Regions from separate parts of the Homo sapiens genome. Here region 2 is linked to region 1. The links are chromatin contacts, found by Hi-C or POLR2A ChIA-PET in ENCODE. All regions are on one chromosome and are shown on one strand. The core of a region is the stretch at or near the end of the contact, and the rest is flanking DNA. Distances in the headings are between cores, read along the strand shown.

Evidence for each region. A loop is a pair of places that touch in the nucleus more often than their neighbours do. ChIA-PET counts read pairs that join two places held with the same protein, here RNA polymerase II (POLR2A). Pooled maps may share reads with other maps.
Region 2: a map of heart left ventricle shows a loop between it and region 1 (4-fold over the local background). The contact joins two enhancer-like sites. A Hi-C loop is called at or near these places in 9 of 168 maps with a recorded cell type or tissue (Right ventricle myocardium inferior, cardiac septum, dorsolateral prefrontal cortex and 4 more) and 8 of 50 pooled maps. POLR2A ChIA-PET finds 5 or more read pairs at or near these places in 1 of 52 experiments (BJ).

What each region holds. Positions count from the first base shown.
Region 1 is chr3:25,043,462-25,047,318 of GRCh38, reverse strand. It overlaps a transcript of RARB not described here. Among named protein-coding and RNA genes, the nearest start is that of RARB-AS1, 340 kb to the left of the region's middle. Within about 2 kb of position 1,846, at least 4 of the 41 ENCODE cell types and tissues checked have a DNase peak (open chromatin) inside an H3K27ac peak, as active enhancers do.
Region 2 is chr3:25,155,052-25,158,597 of GRCh38, reverse strand. It overlaps a transcript of RARB not described here. Among named protein-coding and RNA genes, the nearest start is that of RARB-AS1, 230 kb to the left of the region's middle. RefSeq lists a silencer at 2,606-2,900. Within about 2 kb of position 1,712, at least 2 of the 41 ENCODE cell types and tissues checked have a DNase peak (open chromatin) inside an H3K27ac peak, as active enhancers do.

The sequences.
Region 1 (3,857 bases), core at 597-3,096:
GAAGGGTTTTTTTCTCTTTCTTTTGTAATTACATAATTACTCAGCTGACTAATATGAGTCACCATTTGCCATTCTAATCTCCCAGGCACAAAATAGTTTTATTATTTTCCTTGGAATTACCTAATTACCCAATGGATAGCAATAACTCCTGGGCTCTTTTCTGTAAGTAATCTGTAAAGCTCAAGACAAATTCCTCCAGAAGTCTTTGCAAATGGAAGAGAATTTAGAATAATATTATCATTTGCCACATGAGACACTGGAGCTCTTAGTGACAAGGGTGGTCCAATGATACACCACAAATAAATTTGAAGAAAAATTTAAGACTCTGGGCACAGGATAAAATATAGAGGCACATTCTCCCTGCTATGTTCTAGGAAATAAGTGTTCCTGAGCCAAAACAGCAGTGGCTGAGTGCACATCTCTTAAAAAATTAGCAAGCACTCCCAACACACGTGTATTAACTTATAAATTATATGCACCTACTATAGTTTACTCATATATTAACTATTAGTCAAGCTTAATATTTTAATAAAATCTACTAACTAATATAAATTATCAATTATAGGCCAGGAGTGGTGGTTCATGCCTGTAATGCCAGCATTTTGGGAGGCCGAGGTGGGAGGATCACTTGAGGACAGGAGTTTGAAACCAGCCTGACCAACATGGTGAAACCCCGTCTCTATCAAAAAATACAAAAATTAGCTGAGCATGGTGGTGTGTGCCTGCAATCCCAGCTACTCAGGGAGGCTAAGGTGGGAGAATCACTTGAACCCAGGAGTAGAGGCTGCAGTGAGCCAAGATCACACCACTGCTCTCCAGCCTGGGTGACAGAGTGAGACCCTGTCTCAAAAATAAAAAAATTATAATATTTTTTATACCCCAATAGAAGCCTAGGATATCTTGTCTTAAAGAGTGCTGCCTTCCAGAATATCAAAGTCTTCAATAGATCTTAAAATTGCTCTATGAATGACCTGTAGTTTCTCAGTCTCTATTCACTTAGGGAATAACTTAGGAGACTGACTATTTTGATCCTTTTCTGCAGTTTTTCAAAGGCATATGCAAGAAAATTACACAAGCCTTTGAGCTTATCAGTCTACCCCAGCATATTTTCTAGGGGGTGCTCAGGCCAACAGGCCCAGCGGTTTTTTTCTCCATGCCTTTCTTGACCTCATTTTCTTTCCCTAATTTCCCATTCAACCCCAGAAATGGTGGGTTTGCAAAAGCCTCTTTCTGATCTAGGACCAAAAGAGCCGGGCAGACTACATGATTTACAAAGCCAACATGTTGGCCTATGCCCTGGGTATGACAGATTTCTAATAAAAAGGAACATATTTATCCAAGCTATTGAAAAGCCAGGTCTAATGAATATTAAATCTGATCAAACCATTTTCCTATGTATAATAAAATACTAAGTCATGTTGTGATTTAACTGTATTTACAACTGTCCTCTTTAGTTTACATTCATTAAAACATTTTAAGAAAAAGGCTACATTAAATTTTATTTTGGAACTAATAAAAATATTAAACCTTAAGAAGTTCTGAAGCTTTGCTAAGGCAGCTGAACTTAATATGCTTGTAATTTCCCTAAGTAACAGATTCAATTCCTTAACAATGAATTTTGTATTCCACAGACTCATAGCTTACATTTTTTAAAAGGTTCATGAGGCATTAGAAAATATAAATCTGAAAAAAACTGTTCAGTCATGTCTCATTGTTCTGGTACACAAACCAACTCACACACTGTAGTAGAAGTAGCAACACTGAAGTCGTTTTGACAGTTGAACACAAACAGAGGCCCCAAACAATGAACACACAGAAACAGGACACTCCTCTGGAGGGAGGGAGCTCTGGCTTTGAATGTCAGGAAGGGAGCCAACAGGCTGTCCATTTACTTAAACCTCTCAGATACAAAGAGTTACCTCGCTTTCTCTCTCGGAAGGGCCTCCTGATAAACCCCCCTCCTGTCTCACTGCAGAACCCCAGTCTTCCTCAACTCTGTTAATTAGGGGAGAGAAGAAAGGGAGAGGGAAACCAGAAAGCTCACTGACCTATCTATAAATGCACAACATTTCGGTCTCTCCTCCTGGCTCAGAGGTTTAAGACTCTCCTTTCTCCATCAAACACCCAGGAAAGTTGCTTTTGCAAGAAGGCACTGTACTTTTGCTATTCCAGCTGTTAGGCCAGTCATTTCCTAGAAACAGACCTGACATCTTCCGCTCCTCTCAAACCTCCTGATGCCACTGAAATAACCAAACTAAACTTTTTAGGTTTTCGAAACTTGTCTTTCAGAAGTCATTGGTCATAGTCCATTCCTCCAAGTAGAACAAAAAAATGCCGGGAGGACTTTGATTGTAAGGTTCATGATTCCCCCTTCAAACTATAAACTGTCAGATATAAACAGGGCATTCACTGAGAACAATGGAGATTAATAAAGAGAGACAGGACTGCTGTCTGGGGGAAAGAATGGTTCAAAGATTCCAGTACTGGCCTTCTATAGTCAGTTGGCTATTTTATCCTGTAGGTCCTAATGCTGCTAGGAAGAAGTTCTATTTGGTTGTGGAATCTTTCAGTAATATTAGAAAGATACTTACTTAAATTAACTATTCATTCCATCTACAAAAAGTTGAATATCTTCCATTTTCCAGACAGTATTTGCAGGGAACAAGAGAGACACATTCATTTACTTCCCTAGAAATATTTCAAGTATTTATTATAAGCCAGGCATGTGCCGGCCATGTACCACGACTCCTAGCACATGGAACCTTGAACACCAATCCCAGGCTGATTACTACGACAAGGTCTGATAAGTGAGAACTCGAGGATTTGTTTTTTTTAGCCCTAAATATATATAAAAATAGACTTCCTTCTTTCCTTCCTTTCTTCCTCTCAACAATTTAACACATATTAATGAAGGGTCTGGATACATTTGGTAGAGTGCTAGGCGCTGAAGATACAACAGTAGGCAGACTCAGATACAGTTCCTGCCTGTCATTTTAAAAAGTTGACACAAGGCCAATTTCTCATGTTTTGCCCAGCTAGGGAATAAGATATTAATGTCAGAATCACACATACATCAAATGTTGCAGCTGTCATTAGTCCTTGAAGGTGAGAAAGGAAAATGTGAGGCATTTAACATAATTTTGTTCAAAAAAGAGGGAAGAGTCTATTAAGAATTGACTAAAAGGGTTTTGCTGTTTAAAATTCTTCCCTGAACTTGTTTACCTTCTGTTGATTCATTTTCATTTACTTTGAAGGTAGTATCAGTGGACTGAAACTCTAATTAAAAAAAAAATGGGAAAACCTGAGAGGTCTGCAGAGCCTCAATCCACCAGTCAGGAGGACTTGCACTCCATATCCACACACACATGCTTTCTATTAAAACCATTGAGAGGTACTTCTGAATAGCATCAACCACACATTTCCTCAATGAGCCACGAAATAAAGTGCTATTAATTCTCACCAATATTCATGAAATGATTGCTTTTTATTGCATATGTCTAACCTCCTACCATGGTCCTGAAGTTTTCTATCCTTTTCTGAACTATCGGTGACTTCGGCATCTTAGGGAGCATGCTGAGTGGTCACGTAAATGCTTAAGGGTACCTTTGCTTATAATGTTTAATATGCTACTCAGATAAAAATCATCTTGATATAATTATAAATAGTATCCTTTAAAAAAAACCCTGTAACGCCTACTTTATCTTTTCTCTCCCTGAACTCCATGGGAGGAATAAGCTATCTTTCTAGAGAAAAACATTCTTTCTTTTTGAATCTATTAATACATCAGTCCAAATTTTTCCTTCTTAAAATTCCAAGTCCTGTTGAAAGAGGTTTAAAATAAAAGAAATAAAATAAAA
Region 2 (3,546 bases), core at 463-2,962, 110 kb before region 1:
TAGACTTTCTTCTGAAATTATTCTTTTAAAGCAAATATATCTTAAGGAAGAAGAGTTACCACCTCCCCCCTAAAACCAATACTTGCTACAAAGGCAATTAAAAAACAAGAAGAATTCAAATGACAATCTGATAATTAGTAGCATCACTGAAATAGGTCTACAGCTTCTTCAAGGATCAGCTTGAAAGCCAACAGCACTCACTTGAATTTATGGGAGAGATTATAAGCAATTGTAACAAAGAATGCAAGCCATGGAACTATTGAAAAATAATATTTCTAAGTGATTAATATTTCAATAATTATAGCATTCTAATAATTGAAGGGTGATTTGGTTTTCTATATGATATAAGGTGATGGTGTGATCTCTCAGGTAAAATTATGGTAGCCAGTCCCCAGGATAAAGATATGGGAAGGAAAGTTTGTAAGGAAACAGAGCAGTATTATCTTGATAGGCTGGCTGGTAATACGTGAGCAGTAATGTTTCTTTGCTGCTTATGTGTTTGGGTCGGAAATTATGTTTAAAGTAGTTTAACTTCATTGGTGCAAATATCACATTATGGAGAAAATTGCTATTTATACACGTGCATTCTTTTGAAGTCAAGATAACCACACTTTGGAAAAGTTATTAATTCAAACTGTGTTAAATTACAGACATTCTGGATAAACAATAGTCTGCTGCATCAGTTGATTTAAAGTTGGTCAGCACATTGCTTTGTGAATTCACACCGTGCAAATAAAGAGGTGAGTCTTATTCAAGGAAACAAACCATAGCAATCAAGCTTCTGTTAGAGGCAAAGAGTAAAATCTCGAGTCTCAGCTTTCTGATTTAAAAAATGAGAAAATAACAGGACTTAGCACACAAATTTGTGAAGAAGATCAAATGAGTTAATATAGATACTTAGGGCTGGGCATGGTGGCTTCCACCTGTAATCCCAGCACTTTGGGAGGCGGAGGCAGGCAGATCGCTTGAGGCCAGGAGTTTGAGACGAGCCTGGTCAACATGGTGAAACCTCATCTCTACTAAAAATAAAAAATTAGCTGGGTGTTGGTGGCTCACGCCTGTAGTCCTGTTACTCTGGAGGCTGAGGCTGGAGAATCACCTGGGAGGCTGAGGTTGCAGTGAGCTGAGATTGCACTACTGCATTCCAGCCTGGGTGACAGGATGAGACACTGTCTCAAAAAAAAACAAAAACAACAACAAAAAAAACCATATATATACACACACACACACACACACACACACACACAAACACACACACTCAGAACTGTGCCTCGCACTAAGGAAGCACTAATTATTGTTAATATTGTTAACATTGTTAATTTTGTTAATATTGTTGACTCCATGAAAATACCTGATAAGTTTAAGCATGTTTAAGCCAGTTCACATTCACACATAGCTGGAAACAGAACAAAACACTTTTTCCCATATTTGTTTTGAACAGATACCTTATTGTTTCCTGTATTACTTATCCATTCATTTATTTATATCAGATGTATGTTTACATGCATACACATACATACATCCTTTTTTAGAAGTCAAATTTCTTGACTTAAAAATCAATTTAGGAGATTTATTAAGAAAATGACAAACGTATGAACGTGGTCATTATTTCCGCTGACTGAGGTTTTACAAGTGCCTGCTACGATCTCTAGCCTGACCTAGCTCCAATATTTCAGCTGTCCAGTTAGCCAGAAGTTTAACTGAAAGGCCTGCCACATTCCTAACTATTGTGTCACTGGAGCAATCTGCTAGAGACAGCACCTCTTTTAGCCTTGTTCTAGCTAAGACTCAGCCTGTTTCTCTTTCTTAAACTCTTTCAGGAGGGAAAAAAATAATCAGCCTAAAAATTCCTCTGGGCCAAAATACAGCCTTGGACATCTTATGCCAAGAAGGACTCAAAAATACTGGCTGAAGCATTTTTTTAATGTGTTGTAGGAACGAGAGCATCTCCATTTAGACTCTGTGCACATTTTTAAAATAACTGTTTTGTTCTCTGTGGACAAGCACTTTAAAAATTAGGATTAAAAATTAAGTGAAAAGTCTAACTGCCTTTTTTTTTTTTTTTTTTTTTTTTTTTTTTTGCAGTTGGGGCTAGAATTTGTGTGATTAGAGTCAGTTAAAATGAAGGGAAATTAATAGCAAGAAAGCATTCACTAGTGATGTCAATGAATGGCCACATTTCCATGACATTTTACTGCATCCACTCAAACAGATGGGATTCCAGGGCTAACTGGCCTCTGTTGAGATGAATGAGATTCCACAACTATTAGCACATTGGCATAGAAATGGGCTGAATTCAGTTGCAGAGGCATTCTTACAGAAACAAAGAAGATCACAAAGCTACCTTGTCCCCAGTGTCCATCAACACAGACCCATTCGTTATCAAATCCCATTCATTCCTGCTAAAGTTACATTCAGTATCAGACGACATTCTTCGGCACCACATGGAAATTCTGAGGATCTGATTATCTATTAACTACTATTGATGCTGATGTGGCTGGTTTGGCTACAGAAGACCAAACAGCACTCTCACAAATGGTGATACAAGTCGAAAAATTGCCAGGCAAAAAATCAAGCACACAGAGAAAAAGCAGACTCACCAATAAACAAATGAACTAAGGCCTCCTGTGTTGGCAAAGGTCACCCAATACATTGAAATTCAATGGAGGGGGTTTTAAGTTAAGGAAAACAGGCAAACACCAGGGAAGCTATCATGTAAAAAGGCTGGGAACCAATGCCCCCTTTCCTATAGAAAGGAGCCAGCATGGGGTATGCTTTGCAGATGGGCTGGGGTAGCAGACAGGCTGCAGAGCACATCTGGCACACAGGTGTATGGCCTTGTGTTCCTAAGCCAGCCATCAACAGTCATGTGGAAAGAGTCCTATTGCTGTTTTGGGTGAAAATCAAGAGGAATTGTAGCTGAGAGATCATAAAGCTTTTTGAAAAAAAGTGTGTGGGTCCCAGCCAAAACATTCTTCCTCCAGATTATATTTTTAATCCACCTACTTAATTAACTAGCTCCTCAGTGGATCAAATGATATTAGTGAGTTAGAGTAATATTGCCACTGGAGCAGTCATTTAATTCTAGCAACTCTAAAGCAAATTATTTCATAAACGGATAGTTTATTCAATTCTGTTCAGTTCCAATTCAATTCTGAGCCCCTTCTATGACCAAAGCACTGAGATAGACCCGTGAGGGAAGACAGTAAGGGAGGAACAATCCCTGCCCACAATCTAACAAGGGAATAGTGACTGCTACAAAATAATAGCAATGCAATGCAAATAAAGTTTACGTGTGCTGGGGTCAGGGGGAAGAGAATTAGTTCTAAAAGGGAGGGTGATCACTTTCATGGCAGGAAAGCAGAAAAGACATGACAGAACAGAGAGCATGGAAGAAAAATGCTAAAAAATACAAAAAAAAGAATTGAGCAGACAAGACAGATATATTGGGGAAGCAATATTTCATTTTAGATGGAATATAATGCATACGGAAAGAGAATAGTGATAAAATCTAAATCAGAGAATGGCAATGAGAAGAAATAACAG